Linked DNA regions of Homo sapiens: region 1 is linked to region 2. A link is a contact called in ENCODE POLR2A ChIA-PET data. All regions are on one chromosome and are shown on one strand. Each heading gives the region's core, a stretch centred on a gene start or an enhancer-like site at or near the end of the contact. The rest is flanking DNA. Distances are from core to core; before and after follow the strand shown. Region 1 overlaps JARID2 (jumonji and AT-rich interaction domain containing 2). Region 2 has its middle 27 kb from the start of JARID2-DT.

Evidence for each region. ChIA-PET counts read pairs that join two places held with the same protein, here RNA polymerase II (POLR2A).
Region 1: POLR2A ChIA-PET joins it to region 2 with 10 read pairs in activated naive CD4-positive, alpha-beta T cell. The contact joins two enhancer-like sites. POLR2A ChIA-PET finds 5 or more read pairs at or near these places in 7 of 52 experiments (GM12878, H1, OCI-LY7 and 3 more).

The regions. Positions count from the first base shown.
Region 1 is chr6:15,273,071-15,277,829 of GRCh38, reverse strand. The region is part of intron 1 of JARID2 (jumonji and AT-rich interaction domain containing 2); the gene reads right to left. Among named protein-coding and RNA genes, the nearest start is that of JARID2-AS1, 27 kb to the right of the region's middle. Within about 2 kb of position 2,694, at least 2 of the 41 ENCODE cell types and tissues checked have a DNase peak (open chromatin) inside an H3K27ac peak, as active enhancers do.
Region 2 is chr6:15,216,265-15,221,063 of GRCh38, reverse strand. No RefSeq gene overlaps it. Among named protein-coding and RNA genes, the nearest start is that of JARID2-DT, 27 kb to the left of the region's middle. Within about 2 kb of position 1,408, at least 3 of the 41 ENCODE cell types and tissues checked have a DNase peak (open chromatin) inside an H3K27ac peak, as active enhancers do.

The DNA.
Region 1 (4,759 bases), core at 1,445-3,944, 55 kb before region 2:
ACTTGCCTTTTGCAACTACATGGAATCCTTGACTGTTTTTTTTTTTTTTTTGCAGACTTGGCTATCTATTAGTAAGTTACGACAAATAGAAAGCTGTTCTCTGTTGTCTTTCATAACTACTTTTAAACAGGTGAATCAATCTAATGCTTCAGTAACAGCTACTGAATTAACAAAAGTCCCATTTTACGTTTAGTCATTTTCAACAGGTACCTTAAAATGCAAAATAAAGACTGTCGGACCTTTGTTTCAGTTTAACTACTAGCTCTCTTCCTGACAAAGAGACTGGCCTACAACCCTGAGAAACCTTACCCAGGATAGAGACAGAGATACCAGAGCCAAAATCTCTCATCTGTATAACTTGGGGTACAGGGGTATCATGCCATTATTAAAATCAGAACAATTAAGGCCAAGAGCACGGTGGCTCATGCCTGTAATCCCAGCACTTTGGGAGGTTGAAGCAGAAGGACTGCTAGAGCCCAGGAGTTCCAAACCAGCCTGGGCAACATAGCAAGACCCTGTTTCTATAAAAAATAGGTAAATAAAATCAAAGCAATTAAGAAAACTGGGCTGTAACTCCAGCCCCTGCATATACTCCAGCCACCCACACTGCGTGCTACTTCAGGCCACTTCTCTCTCCAAAGCCCTATCTGCTCATCTGTAAAAATAAAATAATAGATTCTGCTTTGCAAAAGTGTGTGAGAATATTATGTACTTATGTTACTTAACAAGGCACTCAAAACATGGTAGTTACTACCATGGAAAAAAATCAACAAAGCACTTTTACTAAGAACTCATTCATGAAGAACTGAAAATTTGAATGGAGTCTCATCTTCTAACGAACTTCATGGTAACAAGCTTTCGCCTTGTCCAATGTGTTCCCTGGTCCATATGGTATACCCACAGTCTGAGTGCTGGTGGCCTTGTAACTTGGGGGAAGGTCCAAAAACACAATCAAATTGTACCGGCCTATTCCTAAGAAACTACCATAGCAATGTAATGACTCAACAGTCACTGGAAATTCTAGGTGGCATGGATACTGAAAGCAACAGCCTGGACCTCTCCTCCAAGGACCAGGCCAACAGGACCCCCTGGCTCATTCCAGAGAACCCCAAGAGACTGTTATTTCCATAACAAAAAGGAGTCCAGTATCTCTGACCTAATGAAAAAAGATCTCCGACCTAATGTAGAAAGCACTAAACAGACACAACAGGGCTTCTAGAAAGTCATGGGGCTGCCAACAAGATGCACATCCTTTAGGCAACTTCTGAGGCAATGTGGAAATGGAAGCGGCTGAGCTGGAAGGACTATTCCAGTAGTAAACTTTTACCTCCAAACAGCCTACCAACCCCAGACCTCCTTTGGCTCTCCCAGTGCTCAGTATGTGACAATGCCAAATCATATGAGACAGTTATATATGTATAACTCCCTAAATGCACTGGCAGGAATATACTTTATCTCTCCAGGGACCCTTTTAGGCAAGCATCATGTCTCCCACGCCATGTAGAATGCTTAAGCATTTTAACAGGCATGCAGAATCTGATGGATTTGCATTAACCTGGTTTTTCTGCAAGTCAGCTGAAAATGGACTGGACACTCGAGGGGAGGAGAGGCACTAACACAAAATTAAATTAACTAGGACATTTATCAAGTCGAACTTTAGTCAACTTAGGCAGCTTAAATAGGGAAGGGAGGAAACATCCATTTATCTCCTTTCCTCCAGCATTGCCTCTTTTCCTCATTAACATTATGGAGAGAAAAATGCAAAGCAATTTCCCTTCTAACTTTTTGCCCAAAAATTAAGGCAGTCTTTTTCTCCTACAAGCTGCTCAGTGAACATTCTACATCAATACAGAAGCACTGGACAACAGCCACACCATAGCAATTGTTAACTTTTTTCCCCCTTCTGAGAAAATATCCCCACTAGTCATGGCTTAATTTGCAAACCCCATTAGACAAAAAGTACCAGAAAATTGCTTGTCCCACTTCACGCAGTACCTTCCCTGTAGCAGTGACACAAGCAATTAGGTTAATACAACTCTGTCCCAAGAGAAGGAAAGGGGACAAAAGTCTCAACTTTCCTAAATGGAATGAAATTTTCCCCACTAGAGAGGCAAGGTTCAGTGGGTGAGAAAAGGGAATTGCAATGCTGTTAAATTCACTATTTAATAATGTAACGCCATAATCAACTGCAAGTCCTTGAACTTACATTATGCCTTTCTACTGGGATACTCATGTAATTTCAAATGTATTACTGTAAAAACCTGGTCATTGAAGAGGCAAAAGACGGGGGGGGGGGCGGGGGGGGCGGTAAATGGACTTTAATTAAAATGTGAATAATCCAAGTCCAGCTAATTCAAAGCATCTGACTTGAACACCTAGTCAGCTGGGAAACAGCAGCTGTTTCCAATTACAGGTGACTGTGAATTAACCGGTATCAGTATCTAATGAAGAAGCTGTGTATGTAGGAAATTTTCCAATTCTGGAAGTACAGCTGTGCACATGGCCTTTGTAAAAAAGGAAACACCAAAGATCCAAAACCCTGTCTATGTAACCTCCTTTTAGGTCAGGACAAAGTTTTCCAGCTCATTCCTGTCTTTGCTACTGACCCCAAGAGCCAACTGTTCCATGTTCAAGAGGGTTTCTCCACTCTTGAACCTGAGCCCAGAAACATTTTGCAAGGAGAGATCAAACAGCTCTTCCTGCTGCCCACACACCTTCTCCACTGGTCCGAGGTTGTCACCCCAAGTCACAGAGATGGAGGTAACCCAACAAAACAGAGGTTTTTAATCCTATCACACAAAATGGGAAACCAGAAGGGCTCTTGAAGTTCAGTGACCTCCTCAAAGCTAAAAGCGCAACCAAAACCTCCTTTAGTCTGGAGGTGCTCACTAGCCTCCAGTGGAGAAAGAACATTCCAGAAGGCTGACCAGCTTCTTTCTAACTGCAGGTGGAGCTTTAGACCATCAGATTGTCAGTGGCTTTTTAAGAATCCCACTAATATGCACAAGGACTAGAAGGAAGAATCAGGAGAAAACTGGGAAAGGGGGAGTGGATACCTCTAAAGTCTCCTTCCCAGGCTGAACCAAAGACTGAAGGTGCCCAGGATCACCACCAACAAAAAAACCCAGAATCAAAAAGAGGCCAACACAATATTGCCCTGGCTAAGTCACCCCTTCACACACAAAAAGTCGAGGTCTGAAATCTCCCACTCACCTCCTGGGCTGCTATATAAGAAGCCACTCTGGAAACATCACTTATTTGCCTGTGTTAAATTATCTGAATGAAGGAAAATAAATTTGGATCTGCAAATGCAACAGCATGCCAAATTGCCCTTTTCCCACACATTTCCTCTTTTACAAATAGAGCATGTTTCTTCAGAACAAAATACTAAATAATGCATATAAATGTTTAGTTTTTCTCTGTAAAAATTAAAAACAATCCCATTTCTCTAGCAGATAAAAATGCACCAGTGTCTTCATATGCCTACCTCTAAAGAACCACAAAAAAACATTAAAGACATCCCCCAAAACTATCTAAAATGAAAAGGGACAAATTTCCTTAATGCCCCCCAAAAACTCCTTTTTCAAAGATAGAGAAGCAGGCCAGGCACAGTGGCTCACACCTGTAATCCCAGCACTTTGGGAGGCCAAGGCAGGAGGATCACCTGAGGTGAGGAGTTCAAGACCAGCCTGGCCAAAACGGTGAAACCCCGTCTGTACTAAAAATACAGAAAATTAGGCAGGCGTGGTGGCGGGCGCCTATAGTCCCATCTACTCCGGAGGCTGAGGCAGGAGAATCACTTGAACCCGGGAGGCAGAGGCCACAGTGAGCTGAGATCGTGCCACTGCACTCCAGCCTGGGTGACAGGGCGAGACTCCATCTTAAAAAAAAAAAAAAAAGATATAGACAAAATTTTTCAGAGAAATGCAGAAGGGAAAAGAAAATGGAGCAGTATGTTCTTCAGTGAGTATCCCCAAGAATGACACCAATCTTTAGGTGTCATTTCATTCCATCTAGGATCCTGACTCAAAGCCAGGGTCCTACTAATTTACAACATTTCGAAAAATCGTGCTTCAAGAAAACTACCCTGAGAAACAGCTGTTTTGTTTGCTTGTTTGTTTGTTTTTTGAGACAGAGTTTCGCTCTTGTTGCACAGGCTGGAGTGCAATGGCACAATCTTGGCTCTCCGCAACCCACAAGTCCCAGGTTCAAGCGATTCTTCTGCCTCAGCCTTCCAAGTAGCTGGGATTACAGGCATGCGCCACCATGCCCAGCTAATTTTGTATTTTTAGTAGAGATGGGGTTTCTCCATGTTGGTCAGGCTGGTCTTGAACTCCTGACCTCAGGTGATCCACCCACCTTGGCCTCCCAAAGTCCTGGGATTACAGGCGTGAGCCACCACATCTGGCTGAAAAACAGTTTTTTAAAGAACACAACCATTAGTTGAAAATCATTCCCTTGGTTTTATAGTTTGTCAAGGAAGAAAATATAGCAGGGACAATTGGAAAAGAGATTATATGTGCACATCCCATGTGTACATCATTTGGCTATTAAATTCAGGGTATGTTTACAGAGAGCCCCGCTAAGTGTATTCAATAGCTCACAAATAAAACTCAGGTATTTTAAAATAAGGGTAGGGGAGACCACTACATGCAACTGCGATGTTTCCAGGCATAAGGCATCCTCCCCACCCACATGAGGAAACTTAGCACGTAAAAAATGAGGACCCAACAAAATCTAGTAAATGCCATATGCTGAA
Region 2 (4,799 bases), core at 159-2,658:
CCCACTGCAACACCCTCCAAACTGGTCTTTCTGCCTCTTGCCTGGCTACAATCCATCCTCCCCAGGGAAAAGATTGGTCTTCCCACCATGCAATCCTAGCTAAGCACTTCGGTGGATCATCTGTGAGGACAGCCACCAACAAATTATTCTTTCTGTGAACAGGAACGGATGGAATCCATTTCCTCTCCCCCGCCTTTTTTTTTTAGAGTGGGGAGCTCTGGTGCAGGATCCCCTCCTCTTGAGTCTGGGTCTGTAAATTGCTTTTACCAACAGAGTGTGGTGAGGGTAATATTCTGGGACTTCTAAACCCAGGTGTTAAGAGCCCAGCTTCGCCAGGCATGGTGGCTCATGCTTGTAATCCCAGCACTTTGGGAGGCCCAGGTGGGTGGATCACTTGAGGTCAGGAGTTCAAAACCAGCCTGGCCAACATGGTAAAACCCCCCGTCTCTACTAAAAATACAAAAAAATTAGCTGTGCGTGGTGGTGGGCACCTGTAATCCCAGCTACTCAGGAGGCTGAGGCAGGAGAATCGCTTGAACCTGGAAGGCAGAGGTTGCAGTGAGCCGAGATGGCACCACTGCACTCCAGCCTGGGCAACAGAGCGAGACTCTATCTCAAAAAAAAAAAAAAAAAAAAAAAGAAGCCCAACTTCCTTTTCCTTCTCTTGTCCATCAGCTGCCATGTAAAGTCGTCTGATAGCCAGGTGTAGTGGTGCATACCTGTATGCTACTTGGAAGGCTAAAGCAGAAGGATTGCTTGAGCCTAGGAGTTTGAGGCTACAGTGAGCCAAGATCATGCCATTGCACTCTAGCCTGGGCAACAGAGCAAGACCCTGTCTCAAAAAAAAAAAAAAAAAGAGGCTCTGAGCCAGATTACTGGATGGTAAGAGATCAGGTGAAGATGCAGGGGACCAGCCAGCCTTCACACATTGCAGCCACCTAAGGCATCAGAGAAGTGAATGAAGTCATAGTGAACATTCTGCCAGTGACTTCAGATTCTCCAAGGCCTGTCAAGCCACTCCAGCGAGCACCATCTGGAGGAAGGAAGACCCATCTCTGTCAAGTGTTTAAACCACTAGATTTTGGCATCATTTTGACATGGTTTGTTACACAGCTATAGATAGCTGAAACATGCCCTAGTTTTTTTTTTTTTTTTTTTTAATTTAATTTTTTTTTTTGAGACAGAGTCTCAACTTCCCAGGCTGGAGTACAGTGGCGCAATCTCAGCTCACTGCAACTTCCGCCTCCCAGGTTCAAGCAATTCTCCTGTCTCAGCTTCTCGAGTAGCCAAAACTACAGGCATGAGCTACCATGCCCAGCTAATTTTTTGTTTTTGTTTTTGTTTTGAGAAGGAGTCTTGCTCTGTCACCCAGGCTGGAGTGCAGTTGCGCCATCTCAGCTCACCGCAAGCTCCACCTCCTGGGTTACGCCATTCTCCTGCCTCAGCCTCTGGAGCAGCTGGGACTACAGGTGCCTGCCACCTCGCCCGGCTAATTTTTTGTATTTTTAGTAGAGACGGGGTTTCACCATGTTAGCCAGGATGTACTCGATCTCCTGACCTCATGATCCGCCCACCTTGGCCTCCCAAAGTGCTGGAATTACAGGCGTGAGCCACCGCGCCCGGCCTGTATTTTTAATAGAGACAGGGTATCTCCATGTTGGTCAGGCTGGTCTCGAACTCCTGACCTCAGATGATCACCCACCTCGGCCTCTGAAAGTGCTGAGATTACAGGCATGAGCCACCGCACCCAGCCTAACATGCCCTAGTCTTGTTTTTGTTTTTGTTTTTTGAGACGGAGTTTTGCTCTTGTCGCCCAGGGTGGAGTGCAATGGCGAGATCTCGGCTCACTGCAAACTCTGCCTCCTGGGTTCAAGTGATTCTCCAGCTTCAGTCTCCTGAGTAACTGGGATTACAGGAATGTGCCACCACGCCCAGCTAATTTTGTATTTTTAGTAGAGATTGGGTTTCACCATGTTGGTTAGGCCAGTTTCAGACTCCTGACCTCAAGTGATCCACCCACCTCAGCATCCCAAAGTGCTGGGATTACAGGCGTGAGAGCCACTGCGCCTGGCCAGCATGTGCTATTTAATATTTGATAAATGAATGACTAGCCAACTGAATGAAGGTTAGAACTATGGAATAGGCCAGGTGTGGTGGCTCACACCTGTGATCCAGCCCCCACCACCTGTGGTTCACCTGTCTTCAGCAGGCTTCCTTCCTCTGCAAGATTGTCGCCTACAGCAACCAGGGCTTACTCTGAAAGGGGAGAAAGCACTGCTCTCCATAATCATCCAACAGTTTGTACTTTCTTTCTTTCTTTTTTTTTCAAGGCGGAGTTTCACTGTTGTTGCCCAGGCTGGAGTACAACGGCGCGATCTCGGCTCACCGCAACCTCCGCTTCCCCGGTTCAAGCAATTTTCCTGCTTTAGCCTCCTGAGTAGCGGGATTACAGGCATGCACCACCGCACCCGGCTAATTTTGTATTTTTAGTAGAGTCAGGTTTCTCCATGTTGGTCAGGCTGGTTTCGAATTCCCGACCTCAGGTGATCCGCCCCCTCGGCCCCGCAAAGTGCTGGGATTACAGGCTTGAGCCACCGCACCAGGCCAGTTTGTACTTTGACAGTGATTGGCTCATCCCTGAACTACTCTAAGCAAATACTACGAGTTAACTGGTTTGGGTCTAGATTATTATCCATACATCACCCAATTACTGCGGCAGAGGAGTAGGTAACTTTAAACTGATTTATATATGCCAATTAAGGTCTATGCCTCAGAGCTGGGATAGGTTTATTCCTACTCAAGACTTAATGAGGGGCCTGGCACAGTGGCTCATGCCGGTAATCCCAGCACTTTGGGAGGCCCAAGGTGGGTGGATCATTTGAGGTCAGGCGTTCGAGACCGGCCTGGCCAACATAGGGAAACCCTGTCTCTACTAAAAATACAAAAATTAGCCAGGCGTGCTGGCAGGTGCCTATAATCCCTGCTACTTGGGAGGCTGAGGCTGGGAGAATTGCTTGAACCCGGGAGGTGGAGGTTGCCGTGAGCCGGAGATCCTGCCATTGCACTCCAGCCTGAGCGACAGAGTGAGACTGTCTCAAAAAAAACCCAAAAACCTATGGAATATTCGTTTTGGACTTGATCATTTTTTAAAATTTTTACTTATTTTTATCTTTATTTTTTCATGCTTGGACTGTTAGAGAAAGACTCATAATTTTTATTCTTCCCTTATATCATCCCTGATCTTGCCCAGCAGATGTTATCTTCTAAAAGCTTTGTTTCATATGCTCTGATTCTTAAATTTCTCCTATCTCAGCTGTCTCCAAAGGGACAATAATTGGTGTTCATGATGATATGACTTGGGATAAAATGAAACCTTGAAGTGATACATTGTCTGAGGTTATAGTTTTAACTTTGGAAATTCAGAAACCCAATTTATGAAAATCTATATCTGTAACTCTGAATTAACCCATATGTTAAAAACTCCCAAAGAACCCAAATATTTGTCAATGTGGGGAAGAAAAAAATCCCCTGATTTTGTAAGTGTTTTTACTTTCTGAAAGGGGATTCCATATCTCTTATTCATTCGCGTCTCATCACAGTTCTGAGAGATGAGTAGAAGAGGTGGTGGCACTGTATTTCTGTTTTACAGGTTTGAAAGCAAAGGTTAGCCAGGCATGGTGGCTCACACCTGTAATCCCAGCACTTTGGGAGGCGGAGGCGGGAGGATCACAAGGTCAGGAGATCCAGACCATCCTGGCTAACACAGTGAAACCCTGTCTCTACTAAAAATACAAAAATTAGCCGGGTGTGGTGGCGGGTGCCTGTAGTCCCAGCTACTCGGGAGGCTGAGGTAGGAGAATGGTGTGAACCTGGGAGGCAGAGCTTGCAGTGAGCTGAGATCTCGCCACTACACTCCAGCCTGGGTGACAGAGGGAGACTTCGTCTCAAAAAAAAAAAAGAAAGCAAAGGTTGTATGAGTGTCCAGGGTCATATAGCTGGTTAGTACTACAAGTCAAGTAGGATCCATTCCACTGATGACTGACTGACTAGTCTGCTACTTTTGCCCCATACAGTGGTGATAATAGTAAGAAGTTTCAATTTATTGAGTAACTGAAATTTGTACTTAAGATTTGTACGTTTCTTAAGTAATTTTTTTTTTTTTTTGAGACAGAGTCTCCCTCTGTCACCTAGGCTGGAGTGCAGTGGCAAGATCTTGGGTCACAACAACCTCCGCCTCCTGACTCAAGTGTCTCTCCTGTCTCAGCCTCCCAAGTAGCTGGGATTACAGGCGCAGGCCACCATGTCCAGCTAATTTTTGTATTTTTAGTACAGACAAAGTTTCACCATGTTGACCAGGCTGGTCTTGAACTCCTGAGCTCAGGTGATCCAACCGCCTCGCCTCGGCCTCCCAAAGTGCTGGGATTACAGACGTGAGTCACCACGCCAGTCCCTTAATTTTAAAATTATTTTATTTATTTTTTGAGACAGAGTCTCACTCTGTCACCCAGGCTGGAGTGCAGTGGCATGATCTCAGCTCACTGCAACCTCTGCCTCCCGGGTTCAAAGGATTTTCCTGCCTCAGCCTACTGAGTAGCTGGTACTACAGGCACCTGCCACCATGCCCGACTTTTATTTTTATTTTTATTTTTATTTTTATTTTAGTAGAGACGGGGTTTCACTATGTTGGCCAGGCTGGTCTCAAACTCCTGACCTCAGGTGATCCACCCTCCTTGGTCTCCCAAAGTGCTAAGATCACAGGCGTGAGCCACCGTGCCTGGCCTTTTTAATTTTTTTTGTTT